Regions from separate parts of the Homo sapiens genome. Here region 1 is linked to region 2. The links are chromatin loops, found by intact Hi-C in ENCODE. Cell type or tissue: Calu3. All regions are shown on one strand. Links, peaks and the distances in the headings refer to the core of each region. The heading gives the core; the rest is flanking DNA. Region 1 overlaps LHFPL2 (LHFPL tetraspan subfamily member 2). Region 2 overlaps LHFPL2 (LHFPL tetraspan subfamily member 2).

The links. A loop is a pair of places that touch in the nucleus more often than their neighbours do. Peaks named below come from ENCODE experiments on the same cell type or tissue, not always from the same donor. Only the 100,000 strongest peaks of a DNase experiment are listed, where the experiment ranks them.
Region 1: a loop joins it to region 2, with 2.1 times the contacts of the local background. A loop is called at or near these places in 3 of 110 quality-filtered maps.

The regions. Positions count from the first base shown.
Region 1 is chr5:78,562,041-78,577,109 of GRCh38, forward strand. It overlaps LHFPL2 (LHFPL tetraspan subfamily member 2), which reads right to left. Exons shown (of 5, transcript NM_005779.3): 3 at 2,773-2,831. Among named protein-coding and RNA genes, the nearest start is that of LHFPL2, 79 kb to the right of the region's middle. RefSeq lists an enhancer at 11,393-11,442. In Calu3, for the core only: no CTCF peak of the experiment used is centred there; DNase peaks (open chromatin) are centred at 4,591, 6,381 and 7,651.
Region 2 is chr5:78,616,043-78,631,111 of GRCh38, forward strand. The region is part of intron 2 of LHFPL2 (LHFPL tetraspan subfamily member 2); the gene reads right to left. Among named protein-coding and RNA genes, the nearest start is that of LHFPL2, 25 kb to the right of the region's middle. RefSeq lists an enhancer at 1-1,013 and a silencer at 10,321-10,520. In Calu3, for the core only: no CTCF peak of the experiment used is centred there; a DNase peak (open chromatin) is centred at 8,141.

The DNA of each region.
Region 1 (15,069 bases), core at 3,635-11,634, 54 kb before region 2:
GGCACAGAAAGAGCCTGGCAGAGCAACCCCTCAGACTCCACATGCTGTGCTCTTTCCATGATACCCAGTGCCAGGGAACAGGCAGAGGAACACCTGCTGTTTACTACGTATCACACGCATTCCCATCTTTTTGTTGGTCAATCTTCCCACCACTTTGGGAAGAAAGGATTATCCATGAGTAGAGATGAGAATTCCACATGGTAATGAAAAGTGCCCTAGGTCACAGAGCCTGCTGGTACCACAGCCAGGGTCCCAATCCAGGTCTGTGTCCACAGAGACGGAACCTCTGCCAAGGACCACCTGACATGAAGGCTCACCCCAGACTGCAACTGTGCTCTTTGCTCAAAACAAACCTTCCACCAAGTTCATATAATGCGACTGACTACATAACAGAAAGCAAGATCACCAACATGGCGAAACCCAGTCTCTGCTAAAAATACAAAAATTAGCTGGGCATGGTGGCAGATGCCTGTAATCCCAGCTACTTGGGAGGCTGAGGCAGAAGAACTACTTGAACTGGGGAGGCGGAGGCTGCAGTGAGCCAAGATCATGTCACTGCACTCCAGCCTGAGTGACAGAGTGAGATTCCACCTCAAAAAAAAAAAAAAAAGAAAGAAAGCAGGATCAGATTGCTCTACAATTCAGACACAATTAACTCAGAATGTCTGTTCTTGTGTTTGTCTGACTTGATAAAGTGTTACTGTATTTCTATGGGATGAATTCACAACTTTAAAAAAAAGACAGAGAAGGCTGGTTTTATTAGGTTAAGTATTCAGAGAGGGGCATTTCAAGGGAACACACCACCTGGATCCTGAAGGCTTTGGCAGAATGAAATTGGCTTTTCCCCAGAGCAGGATTAAACAGGCCAGTCTGGCAGTGACCAGGGTGACAACCCACAAAGGGGGGACTAAGCCATTACTGGGAAACACATGAGAAGTGTAGGGCCTCTTCACTCGGGTTTTCACATGCAGCTCCTTAAATAACAGGTAAAATGAAAATCGCTCCTGCTTCCACTCAGGCAGACAGTGCCTGGGAGTAGAAATAAATGCCCCTCCCCGGCACAGGCCTGCCTCCAATGAGAATATCTACAGTTGTAGAACTCTATGAGCACAAACCAGACCTCACTATCAACCCCAGTGTCATCTAGCTGACAAGCATCTGAAATTTTGCATCTGAACAGCACATGGCAGTACTATTAGCCAAACTTTAAACAGGTTTATGAGCAACTGGTTCAGAAAATCACATGTAATAAGTTCTTTAATTTCAACATACAGGCAAAGGTATATATTTTTATTAATAATCTTTATTAATAGAAAATTAATTTCTCCCACCTCCACTAAATAAATACGGAGTAGATAAAGATTATCAGTTTGGGCCGACCATGGTGACTCACGCCTGTAATCCTAGCACTTTGGGAGGCTGAGGTGGGCAGAGCACTTGAGGTCAGGAGTTCAAGACCAGCCTGGCCAACATGGTGAAACCCCGTCTCTACTAAAAATACAAAAATTAGCCAGGTGTAGTTGTGCATGTCTGTAGTCCCAGTTACTCTACTCAGGAGGCTGAGCCAGGAGAATCGCTTGAACCCAGGAGGTGGAGGTTACAGTGAGCTGAGATCACACCACTGCACTCCAGCCTGGGTGATAGAGCCAGACTCCACTTCAAAAAAAAAAAAAAAAAGATTATCAGTTTGATAAGGTGCCAATGATTAGCCTGCTCAGGACACCATCTGTCTCAGGTCAGCCCTGGCATTCCTATGAGAAGGAATTCTGCTCAAATAATTTCGTAACACACAAGTATTTACAATTCCTGTTTAACAACAACAACAAAAACCTCAAGCTTCCTAACCTAAGCAGTAGAAGTTGTTAGAACAACTTAACATTTGAGGAGTCACCAGTTCATTTCATAACATAAGAGCAATTTTTCCTTCCCTAGAATCTGCAAGCTAAAAGACTTTTCTACAAATGAGACGGTATCTGTGAAAATGCTGTGTGCAAATCCCTTCAACATGGCAGACCCTCCTGGAAAGGGTGTCAGTCAGTCCCAAATCCATACCTTGAGCTGGCTTCTTTGGGCTGAGCCGAACCTCCAGTTTATAATAAGACCTGAGAGGACCTGGCTGAATAGGCTTCTCCCTTGGGAGAAGCAGGGCTGGATCAAAGTCTTTTGGGACAATTATTTGACTATGTACTGCCTTGATTTTCTTAAATGTGTACTGTACAAGATTACTCAACCTCTATTATCGTCACTAATATTTTCAAAAAGTGACCTTTATAAATTAGAACCTGTAGAATTAATCATAAATCACCTATTAGTCAACTGTTTTTAACTTTTATTCCCACAAGCCTTCCATATGAGCTATCACTGAGTAATAAAATTGGGTATTTTTAATCGGCTATCTCTACTTTCTCTGAGAGAAATGATAAAAATGATGAAATGGTCCACAGAGAAGCTCGAAAGGAAAGACAAATTCAGCTATGCCTATTATAAAGAGCTCTGAAACTTGGGTATGAATGGTGACAAACAAAGCATGTCAGAATTGAAGTGTGGCAATTATAGCATTAAATTCAATATCATTTAAGAAACTTCACAGGGTTGTTTATAACATTTATGTATGCTGATCCAAGTGATGTTTCTAGCCTTTAAAAAATTAGTGCTGACCACACAGGGTTCAAAAGTTTGAAACACTGCATCTTTTTCAAGAAGTTGCCATTCGCTGGAAAATTGTTTCCAAATAATCACCAACAATAAGGTCATGTGATTTCATTTACTTACCTATTTATATCTGTAGGAATGCTGGGAAGTCTTAATGAACAACTTCAGAAAAATGCCACCTGGAAAAACAAATTGAACAAAGAGTTAGATTTTAAAAACACATACACACAAAGAAGACTTAGCATGCAATTTTATATCTCATTAAAATATGTGACGATTCAAATATTGGTCCCCAGGCAGCACACAGCTCAACTTGCATTAGAACACGGCCACTCCCCCCAGGAACACCGACACACGAACACAGGGTCCAAACCACTGATGAACCAGAAAAAGTAAAAGGCCAGGGGGGAATGTCCAGCTTGTGAACATGTACCTAATTACATCGTTTCCTTTCCCCTCACAAGGGGACCAACTTAAAAATACAACTTGTGTCCGGGAGGACACTTTATGAATGACCATAAAAAGGCTCAAAAATCCAGAAACAAATTAAGAAATAAAATACAAAATTGTGACTGAAAAAACTATCCTAGCAGCACTTTATATCCTTTTCAGTTACGCTGGTTAATGTTCTAAAGCTAAATTCACAAAGATGTCAAGACTGGGAAAGTGGAAAAAGGGCCATTTTTAGAAAAACCCTAACATAGTAAAAAGAAAAGTTGAAAAGTAAGAACTTATTAATGATTAGTTTATTTAGAAATCAAGGATTCCTTTTGGTGGTCTCAAAGTCTTTAGGGAACCTTTAGAAAATTATAAGCCTACTAATACATTCACAAAACAGAGAATCCTCAAATATCTCTTCAGCATTGCTTTGAAATATTAAACATAAATGGAACAAATTTCTAACATAAAATGTCACAATTACCATTTGTTGAAAATCTGTCATGCACCTGGGACTGTTATAGGAATATATTACAACCTTTCTAGACAAAGATACCCATTAACAGATGGGGAAACTGATGTTAAAAGAAGTAGAGAACCTTCCTCAATACCATAGGATCCAGGGTTTCCAAACACGCCTTTTTCCTCCTATCAGATAATCTTGCTCTTAAAAGAATCTCTTCCACTCTACAAAGCCTATTCATCACCTCCCCTGATAGAAACCACATATTCCTTAATGCAAACTCTAAAAGAAATTGGCTAGCAGATGACTAGCCAGTTAGCTTTTTCTTTTTGCACATTTAAAAGTAATTTCTTCATTTAAAAATGATTAGGCTTATGTTATTTAGGACTATAAGGTAACACTGTATACGAGTAAATATTTAGAAAAAAAGCATTTTGAGTTCATGAGATATTAAAAATGTAATTGGGGTGTATAAATATGTAATTCCACATAAGGTAAATTAAACAGAAAATATTCAACAGCCTCAATTCCACTGATAAGCAAGAAAACAAGAAGTCCACATGCTTATTTTCTATAATCAAATTTTCAAATACAGCCATGGGCTAACAATCAAAATCTGTAATATCAAGCTACGAATGTCCACACTTATATGCAGGTAAGTAGCTTAATATCAGCAGCACCAGTGTTAATCCAAAGTGTACCTGAGGTTGAAAAGCCAACAGTGGCACAAAGGCCACTATCTAAAAACGTCATTTTAGTTTAGTAATAAACTTGAAGATACTGGACAACAGTCATTGGGTTTCACTTTAATAAAAATATACAAAAGAATTCTGAATTCATAAAGTCCTTTGTTATAACAGTTAAGGAAACTAAGACTTTTTTTTTTTTGAGACAGAGTCTCCCTCTGTCACCCAGGCTGAAGTACAATGGCACGATCTTGGCTCACTGCAACCTCCACCTCCTGGGCGATTCTCTTGCCTCAGCCTCCTGAGTAGCTGGGATTACAGGCATGTGCCACCACCTCCAGCTAATTTTTGTATTTTTAGTAGAGACAGGGTTTCAGCATGTTGGCCAGGCTGGTCTTGAACTCCTGACCTCAAGTGATCCACCCGCCCCGGCCTCCCAAAGTGCTGGGATTACAGGCGTGAGCCACTGCGCCCGGCGAAACGATGACTTTTTAAAAATGGTTCTTTGTTAACTTAATTACTTGCTAAATTCTAAACATTTCCCACAATTTTATTTTACCCTTTAGGGGAAGTCATGATCAGTATTTTTATCTGGAAATGGCTTCTGCGAAATATGCCACTAGGATTATTATGAATGGGTCTGTTATAAATGGAGTTCTTGATCAACATTTCCTTATTTCTAAAAGCTAAATGAGTCACAACAAAATGAGTCACTTCAACCTTGGTACTGTTCAAAATTCAAAGATAACATTTTTTAAAATCTCCTTTTTTTACATATAAACCAAGCAAAGCTCTGGACAGTTAAGACAGTCAAGACCCTAACAGTAACGGAAAAGGCAGAATTGTATCCCAGTTCCCACCTAAAGCTTTCCAAATTCACACTGACAGTAAAAAGCATTTTCTAGAATCAATTAATTTGACCCAAAGCTTTGAAAATAACAGTCATTTAGGAATAGGTTCTTAGTATCATGATTAAGCTTTTCTGACAAAGAAGTAATATCTTGTGAAACCACCAGAGTAGTCAGGAAGATAAAAACATGCCAGTTCTGTTCTGGGTTTGGTTAGTTTACAGGGTGTGATTTTCATTTTTTTTTTAAATATGCTATTTCGAAAATACAGTATACTAAAAATATACTAAGTCACAGAACCTTCAAACATTCACCTAAAAAGTTAATATATCAGGACTGTCAGGCATTGTTCTATGTATTAGAACAGTGTCTTTATTTCTAGTTTTCATCTTGGCATCTGTTTTTTAGAAACATTGGTCTGTTACTACTTAAAGTTTATGAAGTAATAAGAGACTAATGTTTCTGAAAAACAATTTTTGTGAATTAACTCATTTGCTTTCACAAAACCCCTGAGGTAGCTACCAGTATTATCCCATTTTAAGGATGAGGAAGCAGGCAAAAAGAAACTTAACCTTACCAAAAGTTACATGGCTTGCAAGAAGTGGTGTTAATATTCAAATCCGTATACATGATCACATTTTATCCTAACAACTATATAATGCAAGCAGGAGAGAAAATTTTGGCCGCATTTTAACTATGAGGGAAACAAATTCCTGAGGAATAAGGGCTGGCTTCCTCAAAGGCACACAGCTAGTCAGTAACAGGGGTCAAGAACTGCTAGGGGCACCTACTGCTAAGGCTGTACTGCTTTTTCATTTGTTCATTTTTGTCTTGGATACTATAATCAACGTGTAAAACTCAGTGTAAAGAGTGTGTTTCCTCTAATCACTGAGAAGACACTTCAGGATCCTCTCATGGGATGTGCTGATGACAAGAACATCAATTAGAGCACATACAATGGTATTCTCACGCTGCCAGGTCACCTTTTTTCCATTTTCCTAAATGCAAATATGGGTTTTTATTCACTTACTGGTTGTTAAACACATGGGTTCATGTAAATATTGGTCTTTATCTGTATATATGTATATTATTAATCTGCTTGGCCACTTACAGTGCAATCAAAGTAGGCACTGTTTATTCCAACAAACATTGTAAATAAAATTAAAACTACCGTGTTTTTGCACATTAAGGAGTTAAAAAGTCTTCGCTTCCCATTCATCTCCATTTGGGCTGCATGCCCTTCTGTTACACTTCCGGATGTCAGGAGAAACAATAGCTGCCTTTAGTGCCACACAGAGAACACGGCCCCCACGTGATGGGCACCAGCACTTATTTATTGAATTGAATTGCCAAAAACAGGAAGCAGAGTTGTAAGACCCCTTTTATCAGTTACAGATTGCTAAGACTTGAAGTGCACTGATTTGAATTGTTTCATGTTACTCTGTAAAACTAGAACCAAGGAGTGAAAATTACCTTGGAAATGACAGGGGTGAATTTCAGCTGAATGAAGAAAGAACTGTGTAATAAACAGAGTTGACCCGAGGTGGTCCAGGTTGCCTCTGGGGTGGGTTAAGAAACAGTAAGTCAGGATCACAGAGGCCACAGAGGGGGAAAGTCTCAGCAACTGTCCTCTCACAATCCTTCCCTGAGACCTGAGGTCTATGCCCATCCACAGCAAGAATGGGAGCTTCATGGCAGAGCACTGTGTATCACAGGACACTCTGCAATTCATTTTCTCATTTTATAGGCACTATTACTAAAAGGGGGCCGGAGTGTGGGTGGGGAGAGACATCTTTACTATCCCCATTTTATAAACCAAGAATTTGAGCCACTTAAGCTAAATCACACCATTAGTAAATGACAGAATACGGCCTTCAATCTAGGACTTCTGACCCCCCAGGCAGGCCAGTGTATTTCCAGCTAGGCAATACTGCAACAACCAACGTAAGATGCCTGCAACCATCATTCTTATTAAGTATTATCTCCTCATATTAAGAACAGGGGCAAGGATGGGCCCCAAAGACTTGAAGCACCGAGGCAAATACCAAAGCAAGATTAGCTAAAACAAAAATACAGTAAGAGCTCTGCTACTTTCACAAAACCATCCCTTCTACCTGACTAGGAAGAGCTCATTATATTTTCAGTAGACACACTCTCTAAGGCTTTATTTACATGAGTCAACTAAAGGAATAATTGTCCAAATCCTACTTTACTGTGCTCTACTGATACAACAAATGCTCGAGGAAGTCTGTCCACATTTTAAGGGGAGTCTGTGGCCACATACTATGCACAAAGAGCACTCCCCATTTCTGCAGCCAAAGCATTAATCGTTGCTCCAGAACTAGGCTGGTGTAACTTTTTTTTTAAAGTCTGAAATGCATTCTCTGACAACAGGTCCAGGACTACCTCACAATTGTGTCTGACAACAGGAGTTTAACAGAACTGGGTCAGCCATTGAAGGATTGCTGAACCTTGCAAGATTTTCAAGGAAAGACATGAGAGTGTCGAGTTTCATGAACCGTCTACCAAGCACAGAAAGTGGCAGCTTGCCAAAGGCTGGACTGTGTTAAACGCATGTGAGACGCTGGGAACCTGAACCCCAACAACGCCGGCCCTGCCACTCAACCACAGTGGTGAAAGACTGAGGTTCAAGTTTCCAAAGACCTCGCGGACTCTAAGCCAAACGTTGCTAATCAGGAAAAATTCCTTCTCTTAAGGAAGGAGAAACTCCTTGATTCAAACATTATCCCATCAACGTAAAGCTGTTAGAGAGTATGTTTTTAAATATCTAGGTACAACAGAATAGCCTATAACGTGCCAGCCACAAGTCATATTCAATTATACTGCTTTTTAACATGCCAGGTGTGCATATCAAAACACTGCTATTGTTATTCCCACACTGCTGGGACCATGTTCATTCACATAATTCTTACCTCTTCCCCAATATTTAGTTATAAATCTATGGGACAACAAGGTCCTTGAGAACAAAACTAATTCTAGCTTACTCCTCTCAATATCTCTTGCACTCAACATAGGGCATGACATAGAGTAGACAATTCATAAATGTTTACTGAATAAACAAAAGGATCATTGCCCTATGAACATTCCCTACAGATAGTAGTTAGAAAAGTCAGGCTATGTAGAAGAAAGAAATACTGGGTTAACGAGAGTGGAGAAAATCATCAGGCAAACATGACAGCAGGAATTCCGGCATGAGAAGAAAGCGCAGGAGGCAAGGAGGAATCGCAGGCAGCAATGGAGCACAGAGTAGCAGTGATGCTGTCCAAGGCAGGGGGGATCCTCCAGTGGGTGTGTTTCCAAAACACCAGTGTCTGGACCCACCTCTGTGAACTCCTTCTATTGTAGGGTAGCCCTAGACTATGAGTGATGAAGGAGAGTGACAGGGGAGCAAATGTGTATAGGCAATTCTGAGAAACCCTCCTCCAGATGACAATTACTCAACTGTCTTGCTTTTAACCTTGAATATATATATACGTATATATATAGTATATATATATATACGTATATATATATATACGTATGATCATTTTGCAAGACAGAAACTACTGTGAATAGTGTTGAGCACGAGCAATGTGCAAACCTCATCAAATATCCTACTTGTTCCAGAATAGGTTATTTAAGATCCACAGACACAGGGCATTACAGGCAGACAGGTGAGTGCAGCACACTTGGGGAATAGGCCAGGCAAACAGGTGGCCGCAGTGAATAACTTGGGCTGTAAGTGCTGACAAGCGCTTTCTGTGCCTGACAGTTCTTAGTGGTCTGCATTCCAAATCTAGGCATAAGCTTTAAGTAATAACAGACCAATGTTTCTGAAAAGCAGATGCCAAGATTAAAACTAGAAGACAAGACACAGAGTAAGGGAGATGTAGGGAAGGAACACTCTCATGGAGGCATCTGGAAAGAGAAGGTGGAAAAGCCTCCGGTTCCTTCTCGCATCTTTCCTTTTCCAAAGGCAGCACTCAAAATCAGGTAAATGGAAATTGTCCTCTTAAAACACACCCACCCCCAGCTCATCTGTCCTGGAGTTTGCTGCACACTGCCCATCACAGGTCATGGTGCTGTGCTCCTCTCCTTTTTTTGGCCTGTGTGGACCCTGAACTCGATGCTGCATTCTGCAAACCTCAGATTTGAGGCCCAGGGCATCTGCCTCTGTAACTATTTTGCCTCTATATCCTTCCCAACTCCATGCATGAAACTCTGCTCAAGACCCAACTTCAGTGTCATCTTCCACGCAGCCTTCTCTGAACCCACCCTCGCCTCTGCCCTCTCCGTGCCACCCTTCTCTGAGCTCACGCAGCTCAGAGAGTGGTAGGGGTCACATCCACCATACTAATAATTATTCGCTTGTCTAACTCCCTGTTTCAAGTCCATCCACTCATCTCATGGCTCACATTTACAAACTGTGGCTTGGGGTGACATCCAAAAATGACCAAAACAGTCCTTGACTGGGAAGGACTAACAGAGGGTGAGGCAGGCCCCCCCAAATCACAGATATTCATACTCATCCCTTGCTTCATTCAAATCTCCATGCAAATGTTATCTCCTTCCCTGACCACCCTTGCTAAAAGTGCAACACACCCCTCTGTGCCTCCAGCACTGCCTGTCCACAGCTCTCACCACTGCCTGGAGCCCATCATATGGATGGATAAGGTGGATATACAGAGACAGAAATGTCTAGCTAGGTAAGTACAGAAATAGATCTGAATTTTTAAGTTAGTTGTCTATCCACTAGGATGTAAGCTCCCTGCAGACAAGGCTTTTAATCAGTTTTGGTCTGTGATATGTAGATCCCTAACACCAGTAATAGTGCCTGAGAAATAACGCACTCTCTCAGTAAATATCAGTTGATGAATACACGCGTGGGCAGATGATAATGTCTTGACCAAATGCTGGGGGGAAAGGAGATCAGACGAGATAGGGAGGACATTTTGCTCTGTTGAAGCTTTTAAGGTTTGAAGTACCTAGCTGGGCAACCAGGTAGGGGGGATTCCAGTAGCACAGGCAATATAGTTTGGAAAACTGCAAACATATAGGAGGTGACTGAAGTCACCTATGAAGTTTCCTATGACTGAAGTCATATGAAAGAGTGAGATTACCCCCAGAAAAGCATGTGAAGTAATTAAGGAAAGAGCTGGCTACTATACAGTAAAAAGAAAAAATAGCATCTACCTCAGAGGTATGTATGTATTAAAAGAGTTAGGGCATGTGAAATATCTGAGCTATCTCTTCAAAGCTTAGCCAAATAATTCTACAAAGTACATTTTATATACATATATATATATGTATGTATGTGTATATATATGTATGTGTATATACATGTGTATATATATGTGTATATATATGTGTGTATATATATATATACACACACATATATATATATACACACACATATATATATACTAACTAAATATATGAGGACATTGTAAGACTGTGAAAGACCACTTTCAGTGCCAAATGACAAGTATTTGGGTACAGCATGGACCTAAAAATTGAACATTTACACCAGGCTGTGTTTTTCTTTTTTAGGGCTAGGAGTTACTCAAGAGTTGTTCAGAGTTTAACAGATATACTATTTAACAGATACGGAGTTTAATAGATAATCCTGCATTATCTACAGCAGCAGTCCCCAACCTTTTTGCCACCAGGGACCTGTTTCCTGGAATACAATTTTTCTGTGGGCAATGGGTAAGGGAGAGATGGTTTCGGGATGAAACTGTTCCACCTTAGATCATCAGGCATTAGATTCTCATAAGGAGCATACAACTTAGATTCCTCGCACGCACGGTTCACAATAGGGTTTGTGCTCCTATGAGAATCTAATGCTGCTGCTGAGCTGACAGAAGGTGGAGCTCAGGCCGTAATGCTCGCTCGCCTGGTCCTGCTGTGCAGCTTGGGTCCCAAAAAGGCTTGGGCACCCAAGACCTACAGTGTGAAATAACACTGCATTGCTTCTCATTATCTAGTGGGGAAGAGAAAACAGGCAGGAACTCAATTTCCTGGAACGGGGAGTACAAGGAAAAAACTCATTTCTACAAGATCCATGAACAGAATTGTCTACCATGGTGGGTGCAAGCACTATCGTGACAGCCTTAAACCCAATCCATGAGGAGAAAAACTTCTTGGCACAGACTAAAAAGTAGTGACAAATGTGGCATTTGAGCTAAACTGAAAGGATGACTTAAATGTAAAGGTCCAATTTTAAGATAGGAAAAAATACTGGTTGGCTTAGGTGGTTAGCTTTTAAGTTTGCAACTAACTATAGCTTAGCTAAAAATAACCACCCCAAGTGAATGGCAGGGAAACAAGCGTCACTACAGCTGCCCCACTTAGAAGAGTTGGTCAGGGAAGTTGAGGCCAACACACTCAACCGCTGAAACAGCAGGGAAGGGCATGTTGGAGGTATCTCTGCAGAGGGGGTCTCTCAACAGAGGGACCTGTAAGTTTCACTGGTTAGGCAGAGGAGGAAGTGAGCAGAGCTCCTGCACAGCCTGTCTCTGCTTTCATCTTTTTTCCCCCCATGTTAGAATTTGACTTAAAATTTTGAAGAAAGCACTCACTGTTGAAACAAACACTTTGGAAGCCATTGCCCTGGACCCAAATAATTCTGGGGGAAAAATAAATCACAAGTTTTAAAATTCTAATTTTTATGTCCATTTTTAAATTGATTCAAGATTATCTTGATGGCTACCATGGGGGTAGGTTTGTGCATAGATTAAGAAGTGTGTAAGTTTTAGAATTCTGTAATGTTTGAATTTTGTATAATAGGAATGAACACTTGTCTCATCAAAAGTGCCTAACTAAGATCGTTTACTTCAAACTACTTGTGTTTCCTATATTTTATAGGAAACAAATTGTAACTAAATCCAATAGAAGCAAATACCCAAAACAGAAGAAAATTTCTCTTTTAATGCCAGCTCTTCTCCCAATTCCCAAAGAGGAGGAGAGTACGCTCACGATGAGAACTATGAAGCATTATTTACATAATGTCTGTTCTAACTTAGAGGAGGAAGTTTTGTCTTCAGACTGAAGAGGCCCACTAACAGTGGGCGTGAAGATACTGGTCCGTGGGGAGTATTTCACATTTCCCTTTAGCTGTTAAAGACGTGGGGAGGGTGCCCTCTGTACACCAGGCCCAGCCCTCCAGCAGCAGGGCAAAGGCCCAGCTTGGCCCCAGGAGGAGAGGCTGAGCTGGGATATCCTTCCATGCCCTCTAACCCTTCCCTGTGACCCATGGCACACATGTGAGAGCCAGTTGGTTGGGGTTAAAAGTACAGTCTGGCCAGAGGGCCCAGCTCAGCTAACTGGCCCACATACCAACTGAACCCTGACCCTGGCCTCACCATCTCCATTCTCTAACCAAATGTGTTAATTGGCTGCAGATTCTTGAACTATGTCTCAGATGCATTTCCCAACTAAGAACAACAAAAAAGTGATGGGACATAATTTTGTCTAGTAAGGGAAAACGGTTTTAACCAAACCACTGCTGATCAGCAAATTCAACAATCAGTGGTAAACAACCACCTACAATTGATTGAAGTCCTTTTCCCCACAAGATTTTTCTGTGCTAACAGGTTGCAGATGGCTCGCTGAAACCTTCAGAAAACACTGTCCTCAGAGGCAATTCTGCTGATGCATGTTTTGGTTCCTGAGCTTTCGCTTACATGAAGTGAAGGCTATTCATGCTAAAGCAGGGTGATTCTTCCTCTCTCCAGACCTGTTCTTGCTGAGCGTCACCAAACACCTCACCACCTCAGTCTCTCTGTGTGACTCAGAACTGCTGGCTGTCAGAGCAGGAAGGACCTCAGAGAGACTCTGGCCCAAAGTCATCATTTCATAAAAGAATCGAGAGACGTAAAGTGACCAAAGGTCTTGGTGGCAGAGCTAGGGACCGCTAAACAGACACTGCTTCCTAATCCTGTGTTCTTGCCAGTGGATTATAAAACAGGCTGCTCAGCTGTGCCTCAGGGACCACGTGGCAAGAAGGAGGCTGCAGGCAACCCCCACAGGGCAGCAGCTCTTGATCTGTTTCCTATATTAGGGTTAAACACAAGATTTCATTTGAAAGAAAGGGTTTTGCTGTAAATAAACAAACACCTTGAAAACCACCACATGGAGGGCCAGGCACAGTGGCCCTCCCATGTAATCCCAGCACTTTGGGAGGCCGAGGTGCGTGGATCACAAGGTCAGGAGATCGAGACCATCCTGGCTAATATGGTGAAACCCCGTCTCTACTAAAAATACAAAAAAATTAGCCGGGCGTGGTGGCACGCACCTGTAGTCCCAGCTACTCGGGAGGCTGAGGCAGGAGAATCACTTGAACCTGGGAGGCGGAGGTTGCAGTGAGCCAAGATTGCGCCACTGCACTCCAGCCTGGTGACAGAGCGAGACTCCATCTCAAAAAAAGAAAAAAAGAAAAACCCACATGGCAAAACTAACTCCACAAAATGTCAAAAGAGAGAAATAACTAAAAACATAGGTTTTATTTTAATGAATGTGTCTTTTTAAAATGGAACAAGCAAAGAAAACAGCACTAAAACAAAATGTTATAGCTTAAGAGTTCTCTCCTTTATTTTTCCCTGACCAGGAAAATAACACACACACTACAAAAGACAAAGAGAAGAAAAACAAAGGGAAGATAGTGTAATTTAGTTTCTAGGTCTCTGGAAAAGTCTTCATCCTGCACAGACTGGACAATTTCAAGAAGTAGAGTCGCAGAGGTCATTTAATCTTCTAATTTAAATTTGTAAAACTTTCTTTTTGGAGACAGGGTCTTGCTCTGTCACCTATGCTGGAGCGCAGTGGCCTGGTGCAATCTTACAGGGATGAGCCACTGTGCCCAGCCAAAATATGTAAGATAAATCTGGCCGGGCGCAGTGGCTCACGCCTGTAATCCCAGCACTTTGGGAGGCCGAGGCGGGTGGATCACGAGGTCAGGATATCGAGACCATCCTGGCTAACACGGTGAAACCCCGTCTCCACTAAAAAAACAAAAAATTCTCCGGGCGTGGTGGTGGGTGCCTGTAGTCCCAGCTACTCCGGAGGCTGAGGCAGGAGAATGGCGTGAGCCCGGGAGGCGGAGCTTGCAGTGAGCCGAGATCGCGCCACTGCACTCCAGCCTGGGCAACAGAGCGAGACTCCATCTCAAAAAAAAAAAAAAGATAAATTTTTACTCAAAAAAGAATGAATGAAAGAAATTAGAGTCTTCATAAATTACCCACGAAAAAGTAAATAAATACGTAAAGGTAAGTCTCCCAATTTTACCTTTTGCTCTCCTGTCCGCTGAGCACCTTTATCAGCCTTAAATTTCTCCCATTCCTAAAAAAACAAGTCCTCCCCACAGGTGCTCATGAACCATGAGCTGTGTCTCTTTAAGGGCAGTGGAGGGAGGGAAACTGGTTTGCCACTATGCTGTAGGCGTCTGAACTGGATACAATTTGCAGGAGAAGAGAAGGCCCCAGGGACACTGGAAATTCAACAAGTCACCAAGAACTATGTTCACTGTGGTTTGACATTCCACTAATAACCTTTTCTTTGACTTTTCAATTCTTTGTCATTCTAGGCTCCCACTGGAGCCAGATGAATTTAAAATCTTCTGACAATCTTTTTTTGTTTGTTTGTTTCTTAACTTTTACTTTAGGTTCAGGGGTACATAGGCAGATTTGTTATATAGATACCAACAGTCTTCTTAACTTTTTAAAGTGAAATAGCTTCCAGTGACATTGAACCAAGCAATCTTTTAGCATTTTATAGATCATTTAAAGCCAGCAAACTTGATCATTGGCAATGCAATAGTTCTTTACAGGAAGTACCCACAAGCTAAGTGCAGTTCTTTAGAGATTTTGTTAATAGGTTCAGTCCAGTCAGCTCTGTCTATGCCAAGTGTCCTCTCAGTGCCATCCTCTGAAAAGATCAAATGTTTTCTAAAAGGATAACCCCTCTTACTTCCTCCCTCCCACTC
Region 2 (15,069 bases), core at 3,245-11,244:
CTTCTGCCCTCTGTTCTTCTCCTCCCCATCCTCCCATTCCCTTGGCAATCCAACCTCTTTTCCCAGGTTTTTGTTGTTGTTGTTGTTTTGGGGGTTTTTTTTTGAGATGAAGTCTCACTCTGTCACCCAGGCTGAAGTGCAGTGGCGCAATCTCGGCTCACTGCAAGCTCCGCCTTCGGGTTCACGCCATTCTTCTGCCTCAACCTCCTGAGTAGCTGGGACTACTGGTGCCCGCCACCTCACCCGGCTAATTTTTTTGTATTTTTAGTAGAGACGGGGTTTCACCGTGTTAGCCAGGATGATCTCGATCTGCTGACCTTGTGATCCAGCCGCCTCGCCCTCCCAAAGTGCTGGGATTACAGGCATGAACCACCGCGTCCATCCTCTTCCCAGGTTTTCTTCTTGACCACCCCGACTATGGATTGCTTCGGAAGACATTTTACATAAAAGTCACGAAAGAGGTTACAGTAAGAATTCCAAGGCAGTCATATCCAGATTTCAGAATACTATGCCAATAAATGCTCACCTCCCCTAATCCTTGCTCAGTGTGCTGATGTGTCCCAGAGGAGAAGGAAAAGGATGCTAGAAGGGATTTAGGAAGTCTAAGGACATGCAATTGTCACTGGCAGCCCTTCAGAGCCTTTGCTAGGAGAGAACTATTGCTCTCCTTGCAACACCTCAGTCAACAGTTCCTGATATGAGTCTGACTCTTCTCAATGACCCCAGCATTAACAGTGACACGCCTGATGTCCACAGCCCTGACAACCTGGACTGGTTTGCATTTCGGCAGAGATCTGCAAAAAGACAGCTTATCCAGCCCACCTGCCCTAATTAAGGAGAAAGATCCCTGCATATGGTTTGTTAATTCTGACTTTCTTGAAGCAAACCCTAGCTTCTGGAAGAACTCATAAGGTAGGCCTCAAAATCTGAAGTGTCACAAGTCCCTTTTAATGACAGTAATTATGACACTTCTAGAGTTTCTCTTTTTTTTTTCTTTTTTTTTGAGATGGAGTTTTACTCTTGTTGCCCAGGCTGGAGTGCAGTGGCTCAATCTCCGCTCACTACAACCTCCGCCTCCCAGGTTCAGGCGATTCTCCTGCCTCAGCCTCCTGAGTAGCTGGGATTACAGGTGCGTGTCACCACGCCCAGATAATTTTTTGTATTTTTAGTAGAGACGGGGTTTCATCATGTTGGCCAGGCTGGTCTCAAACTCCTGACCTTAGGTGATCCACCCACCTCGGACTCCCAAAGTGCAGGGATTACAGGCATGAGCCACCATGCCCAGCCTAGAGTTCCTTAAAAGGAACAGGAACTCCACACTTATGTGAAAGCTATTCGTTTTCTCTAAGAAAGAGGTAAGTTTGAATAATTATTTATTTTTCCACTCTCACCAGCTCAGCCTAATGGATAGTTTGTTCTACCTGCTTGTAGGCACACAGACATCCATCTGTGCACCCATGGGTGCAATTTTTCAACCTATACTTTAACACTGTTCACCTCCAGGAGACACACTTTTTAGGGTGCTTCCCTAAAAGGTGCTTCCAACCCCAGGGCTGGATTTAGGACAAGCCGATCTCATCTTGAAAGAATAACTGCAAAGCTCTTTCAAGCTGTGAACTTCAGGGAGGATCCACAGAGTTGCCTTAGAGTATGAGAGCAATAATTTAGGAGAGGGCGCCGGATGAAGGCAGGACTCTGACCCTACTCTCCAGATTAAACAGAACAACTCCACTTTTTAAAAAATAGTTGTCATAAGCAATATTTATTAAAATTAAAATATTTGTTAATAGTTTGATAGACTATGCCAAAGAGGCATTAAAGTCTGCAGAGTGGGGCAAAACTTATTCCCAGGCATCATGACCCTTAAAAAAATTCAGGGGCTGGGCGCGGTGGCTCACACCTGTAATCCCAGCACTTTGGGAGGCCAAGACAGGTGGATCATTTGAGTTCGGAAGTTTGAGACCAGCCTGGCCAACATGGTGAGACCCCATCTCTACTAAAAAATACAAAAATTAGCCAGGCTTGGTGGCAGGCGCCTGTAATTCCAGCTACTTGGGAGGCTGAAGGAGAATCAATTGAACCCGGGAGGCAGAGGTTGCAGTGAGCCAAGATCGCACCACTGCACTCCAGCCTGGGTGTCAGAGCAAGACATTGTCTCAAAAAAGAAAAAAAAAAATTATTCAGGAAGACCAACGAACTGTCTCTCAAGAAGCTTCCGTAGTAAGTTTTTATAAGAGCACCAGATGAAGAGGTTGATTTTATTTTTTAGGGGTCATCTGAAACAAGTTTTAATGGTGTCTCACATTTTGTGGGTCAAGAATTTGGGCAAGGAGCAGCTGGGAGGTGCTTCTGTTCCATGTGGCAATGGCAGAGGTCGGTCACAGGCAGCATTCGGCCGGTGGACGGGCTGGTCTAGAGGCTTGGTTTGCATGTCAGTGGGGATAGCTGGAAGGCTGGGTCCAGATAAGAACATCCACTGAAGCGCCCAGATATGGCCTCTCCTGCCATGATGGCCTTAGGGGAGTTGGACTTACGAAGCGGAGCTCAGGGCTTGAAGAGCAGTGTTCCTTCCAACAAGACAGGAACTGCATGGCTTTCTGTGACTGGCCCTAGAAGTCAGTCCGGTGACACGTACTTTCGTCATCTCTATTGGTCAGGGCATTGACAAGTCCACCCAGATTCAAGGAGAGGGACCCTGTTTTAAAATCCAAAACTTTTCCAGCCATACCGTATATAAATTCAAACACTCTAAAGGTAACATGCACTGAGACTTGAACATACACATTGAAAAAGGCCTGCTTCGGGACTCGGAGCCTGAGAAGAAAGAACCAGAATGCCTGCCTTTCAGAAAATCGGTCAAAACCAGACGGGACACAGCAGAATGGTATTATACAGACTTGGAGTTTAGAAATAGGCCATGAGCCCCACTATCACCAAAAAAATATCTGAACTGACAAGGCCAAGATTTGTGTCAATAGACCAATCACTTTTCTTTTTTTTTGAGGCAAGGTCTGGCTCTGTCACCCAGGTTGGAGTGCAGTGGTGCAATCTCAGCTTACTGCAACCTCTGCCTCCTGGGCTCAAACGACCCTCCCACCTCAGTCTCCCAAGTAGCTGGGACTAGAAGTGTGTGCCACCACACCTGGCTAATTCTTGTATTTTTTTGTTATTAATGGGGTTTCTCCATGTTGCCCAGGCTGGTCTAAAACTCCAGGCCTCAAGGAATTCACTCACCTTGGCCTCCCAAAGTGCTGGGATTACAGGAGTGAGCCATGGTGCTGGCCCCAATCACTTTTCTTTATAGGGCTTTGGCCCTTAGAAATTTCTAGAAGATATTTCAATGAGGCTGCTCTCTCTTGAGGAGCAAATCTAATGCTTTCATCATCTCCAACTCATCCTTTAGAGTTTACAGTTTACACTCGCTATGCCTCAGAGTTTTTATTTATATATATATATATTTATTTTATTATTATTATACTTTAAGTTTTAGGGTACATGTGCACAATGTGCAGGTTTGTTACATATGTATACATGTGCCATGCTGGTGTGCTGCACCCATTAACTCGTCATTTAGCATTAGGTATATCTCCTAATGCTATCCCTCCCCCCTCCCCCCACCCCACAACAGGCCCCAGAGTGTAATGATCCCCTTCCTGTGTCCGTCCATGTGTTCTCATTGTTCAATTCCCACCTATGAGTGAGAACATGCGGTGTTTGGTTTTTTGTCCTTGCAATAGTTTACTGAGAATGATGATTTCCAATTTCATCCATGTCCCTACAAAGGACATGAACTCATCATTTTTTATGGCTGCATAGTATTCCATGGTGTATATGTGCCACATTTTCTTAATCCAGTCTATCATTGTTGGACATTTGGGTTGGTTCCAAGTCTTTGCTATTGTGAATAGTGCCGCAATAAACATACGTGTGCATGTGTCTTTATAGCAGCATGATTTATAGTCCTTTGGGTATATACCCAGTAATGGGATGGCTGGGTCAAATGGTATTTCTAGTTCTAGATCCCTGAGGAATCGCCACACTGACTTCCACAATGGTTGAACTAGTTTACAGTCCCACCAACAGTGTAAAAGTGTTCCTATTTCTCCACATCCTCTCCAGCACCTGTTGTTTCCTGACTTTTTAATGATTGCCATTCTAACTGGTGTGAGATGGTATCTCATTGTGGTTTTGATTTGCATTTCTCTGATGGCCAGTGATGGTGAGCATTTTTTCATGTGTTTTTTGGCTGCATAAATGTCTTATTTTGAGAAGTGTCTGTTCATGTCCTTCGCCCATTTTTTGGTGGGGTTGTTTGTTTTTTTCTCGTAAATTTGTTTGAGTTCTTTTTATTTTTTTAAATTTATTCAATCATAGAAAGGCGACGATGATCTATGAATGATGATCTACAATGATCAACAAGGACCTCAAACAGTGATCATCTAAGGGAGCAACAGATTGAAAAGCACCTCCCATCAGTCTCACGCCAAGGCAATGGTTCTCAACCCAGACAATTCTGCCCTCTTCCACACCTCCAGAGCACATTTATTTGGTAAGGTCTAGAGACACTTTTCATGGTCACGAATGGGGAAGCAAGGTTCTACTGGCATCTAGTCAGCAGAGGCCAGGGACACCGCTAGGCATCCACTATAGGAAGCACAGGACAACAGAGCACCCACAATGCCACATGATCAGCGCAGAACGCTATGAGCACCGAGGCTGAGAAACCCTGTGCTGGGGCGCCCGCTCTAATGGAGCCGACTGCCAAGCAGCTCCAAACTATTCTCAATGTGATTTCTCTCTATTTTCGGACCATGTGTGTACAGTTTAATTTTTATGAGTTAAATGCACATATGCCGTGGCTCCAGTGAAATATCTCATTTTTAAAAAGAGTTCTCCTACTAAAAGAAAATCATCATTCTCAAACTCCTTTTTTTTTTTTTTTGGAGATGGAGTCTTGCTCTGTCACCCAGGCTGGAGTGTAGTGGCTCGATCTCGGCTCACTGCAACCTCTGCCTCCCAGGTAAAACCATCATTCTCATTATGACACCATCCTTTAACTGAATCCTTAGGAGTCACTTTTAATTTAGAATCCCCAATCTCATCAATCATAATAAAAACAAACAGAAAACAAACCTTAAAGGATTCAGTATTCAGTGGTTCCCAAATGCTCTGGTCCTCCGTTTCTTAAGATAATGAGCTGAAATGTTTATGCATGGATGCAGGCAAACCCCAAGTTAGAGAGTAACAGCCACTCTTTCAGTGCTGTCGTCTGGCAGAGGGAGAACAGCAGCAGCAATGACACAGACAGGGTGTAATCTGAGCAAACACACTCTAGACCTCTCCACCCATTCCTAAGTCAGCACAGATGCCTGCCTGCATCTCGGTGGAGTTACTTTCTTCCTTGCAGTAATACTCTCTCTCACACACCCTGCTCTGTTTGTGGCAGTCATGCTTTGGTTAACACTTACAAATCAAAAGCTGTCAAGCTACCAGACAGAAAACACCATTTAGAAACTGTTGGGTTCACCTTTGGAAAACTCCTGATAGTCATTTTTATTGGGTCTCTTCCACCACAAATTTGTAAAGCTATTTCCCATTTCTAAACATTAATTGCTACTTTCCTCTTAAAACGTGGTTTCAATGACACCAATACATGGCAAGTAAAACCACAATTCCCTCAGTGAAATAAATTACTGCATTGCTGGGTTGGTGCAAACTGCAGTGCAGAACTGTTAGCAGGTCAGGCCTGTTAATGGTGTGTGATACATTGCTATTCTCTCAGGACAAACATAAATACATTTTACACAATTTTTTGGCTTTGCCTTCCCCTTTCCCCCTAAGCTGTTGGTCCAGGAAGTAGAATCTAACTGCCCCACAAAGCAGCTGGCCACCAAGAATGGTCCTCACTAGTCAGTGTTCCTCCCGAGAAACACATACTCTCTAAGAAATCTGACCACAGGGCTCATTTAATTTTTTAAATGACTATTAATTTTAACTCATCTCAAAATACACACTCTAGAAGTCCCTTGATTCTAAAAGCATAGGAAGCCCCGGTAAATGCCAGTTTCCAGCACCTGTCTGCTATGGAGAAGAGCAAACATGACACAGGAGCTCCAGGACACTCAGGAGCAGGCTTCAAAAGCGACAGGGTGGCACCAGCACTTACATGCACTACATGCCTAAAACAACATCAGCTACCTAAACGCTCTGAGCACCTTGGCTGAGGGGCAACAATTAGGGAGAAACTTTCAGAAGGCACTGGATTACTCAAAGCAGACTCCCTCCTATTACGATAGCAGCGCCAATGACTACTTACTAAATTCCAGGTATGCCTTACATAGGTTCCCTCATTTAATCCTCCCAACAATTTTATGAAGTAGGCATGATTATCCCCATCTTGCAGATGAGAAGACTAAGCCCTGGAGAGAAGAATAATTTGCCTGAGGTCATAGAGCCTGGGAATGGGGAGCAGGGCCTGGACCCTGAGCCTGCCTGACTCTTAAGGCTGGGGCTTCCCACCACACACCACACATTCTGCCCAGAATTCAGTCCTTCCTTACTGTGGCAAAATGCAGCTGGGAGGGGCTGTCTCCCAAGCATTCTCTTCCTCCAAGGAACCTGACAAGTCTCTCTAATGTTTCTTAACTGGTAAAATATTTAAAGGGGCTGCATTATCACCAAACAAAATCTAACCTTGTGTATTTAATCATTAACATTTTTAGGCTACAGAAAAGGCATGCTCTTTAGATTCAGGGTGAGCTGGGCTGCTTGTGAGGTACAACTGGGATCCAGAAAAGACCAGAAGATACAGACTGAGACACCACTGAGGCCTGCCTAGCTGGAGGAAGAACTTGGAGACCCTTAACGGGGTCAGGCCTTGTAAAGAAGGGGGATGAAACTGGGGTGATGATTGGGGATCTTATCTAGGCTGTGGGAAAACAGCATGTGTAATAGGGGAGGAAATCATCTAGAGGAAAATAGAGAAGATACAAATGGAAGAAAAGATGGAACACATCAAGATTTCTCTGACTTGCATTGTAAAAATGGAAGCAAATTCTTACAAAATAACCACAAACTTTGATTCTTATACTTCCACTCCATATAAAACTGTACTTAAGTGATTTAGACCTTATTCAGGGAGTCATTAACAAATGCATGTATACTATTTGACTTTGCAGGAAGAAAACCACGAATATGAACCAATCTTCTTGCTTATTAACATTAATTTTTATAGCGGATTGGAATCTTACGAATACAGAACTCCATCACATTATTTTCATTTTATAGCAAGTTGAAACCCCATTAATACAGAATTCCATCATGTTTCAGCATTTAATTTTGTAAACATGAACACTATTGTTTAGTCTCCATTAACTTTCTTTCTGCCACTATGGTTATAGACCCCCATAGATTGCTTTAAAAAGAGAAAGAAAGAGAGAGAGAACTATTGCATTGAAACTATGTCACATGCAATAAGTATACAAATAAGCAAAAGGTGTGCCTTCATCCACAGGCAATGCTGAAACTCTTCTGCACTAAAGAGTGTGCATTCTAAAATACCCTCCATAAATGCTTAAGGCTCATAGCTGGGGAAGGTGGGCACTCCCACCTCACTTTTGTTTATACTTTCAAGAATCCTGAAGAGAATAATCAAGTTTTCCCCACATGTAAATGAATGAATGAAACTAGATTTTCCAAATAAGCCATTTTTTATTAACACATATGTATTCTTAATTTGTTTCTAATTTGCATGGCTTTGCACACAGTATATTTTGGGTTCAAGTAAACATTTACCATTTGCTCCAAAGCACTACGCTAGCACCACACAACAGGACAAGCTCATAGATAACTATATCAGTGCCAAAAAACAGCCCCCATGAGAAGTTCAAACACCAGACTATAAGGACACTACCACCAAATCACTTCCTAAAGGCCTGGTTTTCCCCAGAATAACAAAGTAACGATTAATGCCACTGTGCAAGATGAAATACACTCTTTTCATTCAAGCTCTAATAGCCTAGACAACAGTCATTCTTCTTGCTGCTTTGGCAACTGGCTCAACTCATTGCTGGCCTGCAGAGAGCCTGCCAGCTTTAGATCAATAAGTCCTGTGATCTTTAATACAGAACAGAAGCCACAACCCAACTGATTCTTTCTGTAGTCATCAATCAGGGTTTGACTCCAGCTTATCTCTTGACCCACCGGGAGATGGGCTGTCTGCCACACATCCCCTGGAGAGAAATGAGAAGGGTTGTATAAAGCAGGCACCGGCAGAAGTCAGGGAAACCAGTGAAAGGGATTTCCAGGAGGAACTGTGTTCTCTGTCCCAGAGGAGGCACACAAATTCCACCCAAAAATGGTCAGCTGTCAAGGATTCCAGAGGAAGCACACTCTCCCCTAGATAGCAGGCCAAGTGGTAAAGCCTGAAGGTCAATTTCAAGAGACACATCCTCAGCCAGGCTGGGAGGAGGGCCCAGAGTGGGCAGATGAAACCTAGCAAGCAGCAAGCAATAAAGTCTCCGCAGATCAGAGTTTGCGAATTTAAATAACATTTCTTGATTTTGCAAATTCTCTTTAGCAACTTTTAATCTTGAATTAACCTCCTATAACTATTCTAAATTTTAAAACTCCCTTGTAATTGTAAATCTCTTCTTGTTTGTGAATTAACTAAGAAGTTAAATAAGACAGATAAACAAACAGCAATGCTTTGAGTTACCAGCCTAGAAGTGGCTGTGTGGCTTACCATCCTGGTTTTCTTTTCTTTTTTTTTTTTTCTTTTTGAGATGGAGTTTCGCTCGTCACCCAGGCTGGAGTACAGTGGCGCAATCTCGGCTCACTGCAACCTCGTCTCCTGGGTTCAAGCGATTCTCCTGCCTCAGCCTCCCAAGTAGCTGGGATTACAGGTGCCTGCCACCACGCCCAGCTAATTATTGTATTTTTAGTAGAGATGGGGTTTCACCATGCTGGCCAGGACTACCCTGGTTTTCTAAGTGCAGCCCACTGTAAGACCTGGTTTCCTTGGTTGGGGCCCATGGCAACAGAGTTGCAATTCTCCAAATGGAGTTGGACAGTGGCAGAGACCCTGTGTGCAGGACTTCATCCTACTCCTGTTGCTACAGTGACCAAACGTGACCTTCCAGTCACACCTGCAGCATTCTATACGTACACACACACACACACACACACACACCCCTCTACAAACAGAGGGTAAGTCTGATGAGCTCCAAGTCACACATCCCTCTGAAAAGGCGGGGACTGGGCTGCAAAACGAGGGTAGGCTCCTAGCTGCTGGTAAGGAAAGGGGCAACTTCAAGCCTATTTTTTCCACAGTCATCTTGATTCTTCTGGGGAAGCTGAGCTATTGGGGCCATCGTCCAACTTCAGAGGGCACCACTCACACACAATCCAATGTGAAAGGAGCCCCATCTGCTGAGCAAAGTGGCAGTCCTGCCTCCTACCCACCCCCAAACCTGAACAAGCCTGTCTTCACCACCAACTTTAAGGAGCCAGTTTGATTTTGCTACATCTCCATTTTCTAACCTATATATAATCTCAAGATAGCCTCAACTACATACAAGTTATTTGGCAACACTTCTACAGACTTTTCTGCCTACAAATATCTCAGAGAGAGCACTGGATTAGGAGTCGGAAGTCGTATCTTCATTTATGTCATTCATTCACCAAACAAATGCATGTTTAAGTACCTAATACAATGCAGGCACCAAAGGTATGAAGGTGAACAAACAAGACAGACAAGAGCCCCTGGCCTCACGGGGCTTTAGCCAAGTTATTCAGTGTCCTAAACTGAAATTAAGGGGCTTAGACAAGAAGCTCTGTGAAGTCTCTCCCAGCTTTCCTATTCTCCACTCTCTGCATTGGCGCCAAGAGGGGACTGAAGCATTCTGGAATGTTCCGCCTCCCTGAACAGATGCTATTTTAACTCCACTTACATATAGACATATAGGTCGGGTTGCGGCCAGGTGACTTCTCTCCATTCTGCCAACCATAAACTACACATTTTCATCCCAGAGTTATTAAACTAACCGGTGCCCTAGTCCAGAAGGCCCACTGGCATGCACATCTCAGGCTCCATGGCACAGGGACCCTCATAGCCCCATTCCTTCCAATGAGGAAATCTGGTTCCTTCAGATCCAAACTAAAGAAAAACAGGAGCAGGGCTGCCAAGCCTTCCTCACATGCTGCCTGGGTTTGTTTATTTCTTCTTCATCAACTCACATCATTTCTGACACTGCACTTCAACATCCTGAACACAGCCAGGGAAAAAAGCTTTTAAGAGGCACTGAAGTGCAGCCAACTTCTGATTAGCCACAGTCCTGAAGGAAAGGAGCAGCACGTGGCCAAAGCAAGAGGACTCTTGCATCCGCGTAGAGAAGGGCAAAGATTCACGTACAGGATACGGAGAAGCCTTAAGCGATCAAGTGCACATTCTTCCCTCTCCACGCCCCACCCCCAGCAATTCCCTTCAGACATTTCAGGAGAACCCCTGGCTGGAGTCTTGCCTTCTGGGAGTTTCTGAGGGCACCGCATCCAACTGAAAGGGAGGTGTCCGCAGTCTCCATCATCAACTGGCAGGGGAAAATACCAGCTCCTGAATCAATGGGGGGAACAGATTTGTATAAGCACGATACGAACCTAAGCTATGATTAAATGTACTTAACAGTGGGTAGGGTCTTCATGAGCACAACTCAAGAGAAGTTTTTTTTTTCTTCAGAGCTAAGTTGAAATACAGTAAGCAGGCCTGGCGCGGTGGTTCACGCCTGTAATCTCAGCACTTTGGGAGGCCGAGACAGAAAGATCACCCGACGTCAGGAGTTCGAGACCAGCCTGGCCAACATGGTGAAACCCCATCTCTACTAAAAATACAAAAATTGGCCGGGCATGGTGGTACGCGCCTGTAATCCCAGCGACTCAGGTGGCCGAGGCAGGAGAACTGCTTGAACCCGGGAGGCAGAGGTTGCAGTGAGCCGAGATCGCACCACTGCACTCCAGCCTGGGCAACGAGAGCGAAACTCCATTTCAAAAAAACAACAACAACAAAAAACAAATATAGTAAGCAGAAATGTATGCAGTAGAGAGGGAGAAGCTGAGGACAAGAAAGCCATCAGACATGAGACAGTAAGGGTGTGAATGAAGACGGACATGGGAAAGGCTGAGCCCCAGCAAGACTCCTGACGAGGCAGTGGATGCCTTGTCCTTTCAGATGATATGCACAGGCCCTCGAAGTTAACCAGCAACTGCCTAGGGCTGTGTCAGACACTCTAAAAGCCCTTTCTATCCTCCCCTCTCCAGCCTCCCTCACTTTCCCTGTCTCCCCTGGTCACTTTGCTTCCCTCCCCACAGAAAGAAACCAAGCTGCTTTTGGGGAATGGTGCCAGCTGGTGGCTAGTACAAAGAACTGTTTCTCACCACTACTTCTCTCTCCTTTCTCTTAAAGAAACCTTTATTGCTCTCCTCCTCATCCTTTTTCCTCTGTTTCTACTAATTTTGATCACAGAAAGCTTAATTTCAAAGTTAGAATCCAGATTCCCCACTTCCCTACAAGGAGACCTCGGGCAAGTCACAGGACCTCTCTTTGCCTCACTCCCTCTCTGCAAACATGAACAGAAATACCTGCCTACTCAGCAGGGCATTTATGAAGCCCTCGATAGCTACTTCCACTCTGAACAGAACTGCATTCACCTGACAGAAGGCACAGCTCTGACTGACTCTCTGCTAACTCTACCATGTGCTTTGACACTCCGAATAATGCTCAACTCAAAGGAATTTGTCCGATGACCACTATGCTGCAAATAAAACAAGTCAACAGCAGAGGACCCACAAGCCTTCCTCAGAAGCAAAAGACTAAGTCCCAACTCTGCAGGAGCTCATTTCTCTGGTGGATTTCTTCATTTTCAGATGGAATGCCATGTTCCTGAGTAGCTGGCTGAGTCCTACATCAGGACTTATAGCAACTAACCTCTCACTGTGGCAGGAGACACCATCTGTTCCTGACCACAGTGCCCTGAAGGGTTACTGTGCCTCCCGGCCCCTCCCTTGGCACACTGGATATCGAGCTCTCGTTTTACCAGGAGAGACGTGGACAGGCCCTGTGTGGCTCTGCTGATCCCAAAATGCCATCTTGCTGTGATAAAGACCTCAAAAGGGCTAATGAAATTATCTCCTCTGCCTTTTATTCCTCAGTAACAACCACAAAATTAGATAAAATGACCCCCTGCTCCTCTAATTTAAGGCCTACTTTATTACCTTCTACCCCAATTCTCTCTCTTTTAAACGGATATGAGACCCTGAACACCCACAGGCCAATGGGATTAGTAATTGCTGGCTTCTTCCTCCTGGCCTGTTCTCCAGAGAGAATGTCTCCTTCCCCCAGGGTGGGGTCACAATCAGTTCAATCTTCATGCTTCAGAGACATCCCCTTTGAACAAGATCAGATGTTTCCCCACCCCTCCCTGGTGCTCCGCTCAAAGGAGCAGCAGCCCCTTCTCACTCAGAGTATTGGCGTCAACTCAGCCAGAAAGGCAATGGCAAAAAGAAGGAGGTCAGCATGGTTAACTGTCCACCAGGCTAAAACACAGGCCCACTCAAACCAGCACCTTGGGAGGGCTGGTCACCCCCATAAAATGTTAAGTGCACTTTGAACCCGGGAACAAGGAGAATGAGAACTATTTTCCCCAGCCTGCTGGGCTGCAAGGAGAGCTTCAGCTGTTTGTTTTCTTTTTCAAATTGTGGCCATAAAGGGAAGAAGGACTTCTCTGCAGTCATGTCAAGTAAGTAGATGAAATGCAGGCGAGGTGAGCCCTGAAGCTTGGCCATTAGGAAATAAAGTCAGGAAAGATAAGCATCAATGGAGGAGGTCTGAAGGGAGCCAACCAAGTCTTCCCCAGATTTGAAGAAGAAACCTGAGAAAACAGGATTTCAGAAGCCTGAGACATTGCTCAATATAAGAATGATTTATAGGGAAAAGGGGGAAAAGGAATCATAGAACGCAGAATATTTACTCTTTAACATTAAAAAAGATGGATGAGGACTTTTTTCAGTCTTTTGCCTATTTGGAAATATTACTCCTATTAACTACTTATCCAAAGGACTTCCTTCTTAAAAAGGCCCATAGTGTTAAGAAGATGCTAAGGAACAGGAAACAGTCATTTCTTAACTGAAAGGGGACATGATAATGATAAAACAATACCTCCTATCTTTTTGTAAGGGAAAAAGTCTAAGATATTCAATTTAAAATCAACTTTTCCTGGAAACAAGTACCTGTACGTTTTCCTGAAATCAACAACAAAACCCCTACAGTAGGTAAGACAAACTGGTCACCCAATCACAGCTGACAAGCTACCTAGTCCAAGTAAATGGTGGTTCCTAAATTATGCATTGATTGTGCTCTGGAAATGGAATAGAGCAAACTCTTCCCAGAGATGTCAATATATGCATGCAGCTTTGCAATGAAACTTGAAAGGCTGTTTCAGAGACTTTGCTTCCTCTTTAAGGAACTACAACTAAAGATAAAGGCTTCACCTGAAAAACAAAAATCCACAAAGGCTGAGGGAGGATGTGCCATGTATTAATCTTTGTACTAATACCTGGTTCCCAGGCATTTCAGCAATAAAGGAAACTGCGATGCAGAGCCCAGTATGCTAATGTCACTGGAGTCCCAGATCAGGAGACAAGCTGCTGTGTCTGCTAGTTGCCTTTGCTCTGATTTCTCCCAAATGTCAACCCTGGACACAAGGGGCCCATGTTGGACAGTGTCTTTGGATCAAGGCCAATCTATAAAAGCAGCTGTATTAAAAATACACACACACCCTGACATACAAATTCAACTGATAAGGCTCTAGCAGTCCCATCTTCAGAAATAGTAAACATTTCACTGAATGAAAACGCAGTACCTTATTAACAAGTCCAAAACACGTATGACAAGTTCAGAAGCTTTAAGGAGATTCAGGAACTAAACCACTTCTTGGACTACTTGGGGTAGTCAAGATTCAACTAGCGACCTCTGTGAAGTGAGCCTGAACACACACCTCGTGAGCCCCTACATGGAGCCGGGCAGCTCAATAACTTGAGGGTTTGACCTACTTCATCATGGTTGCTGCTTTTCCTAACATGATCAGAACTGCATTGTAAAACAAGAGGGGGTCTGAGGATCAGATATCTCCTAGAAGCTCGGTAAACTGCAGCTCACTAGGAAGTGGCCGGCACTCTCCCTGCATGGGGCAGTGTGGAGACCAGACTCCCCACAAATGCCCTGCGGCAGCTTCTTCAGGGATGGTGTGACACAAACATTCAGTAACATCTCAAGTTCCAAAGACTGCTAAAACCCATGCATATTTTAACATCTGGGCTTTTTCATTTCAATGTATTTTCTTAGCTTATTTTTCAAGTATGATAGACGAACTGATTCCATGGAGACTAGACATTCTTGGGCAAAGCTGAAATCCTCCTTCTATCGAACCCCTGGGAAACTTGAAGACCATGAAGAGGGTCAGCTGGGAGTCAAGGTTCCTTTACTGCCTTGTCTTTCATTCAATTCTCCTTCAGGAAGCTGTACAGCTGGGACTCAGCACCAAGCAGAAGAAACCACGGGGAAGTGACTACTTTTACATGGCACTTACTGTCTGGGAACCTCTACTAGGTTGTGGAAAGCACACACAGAAACCAGAAGACAAATTCTTTTGCTTTAGTGCTGCAAACACCCAGGATGGCAACTGGAAGGCTGAACAATGTGTAGTGTTAACGCAAAAGCAGAATAAGGCGGGGGCAAAACCTCAAGACCACATTCTCCTAGTGACAGTAGTCTGGCTAGATTTAAGTGCCACCCCAGGCATCAGAGAATTCAGCCACCCGGCAGCTCCTGAAAGGACTCAACTCTCATTTTGGCTCCAACATTCAGGTGATCCACTGCCCTGAGGGTTTCTACTCCCAACCCACGGGATAATGCGAGATCAACTCAAGCCAATCCGGGTACCTCTCAAAGCACCCAACTTACTAAGAAGAGTAAGGAAAACTGAAGTGCACTGATTTAAAAGTGTCGTATCAAAATGATTT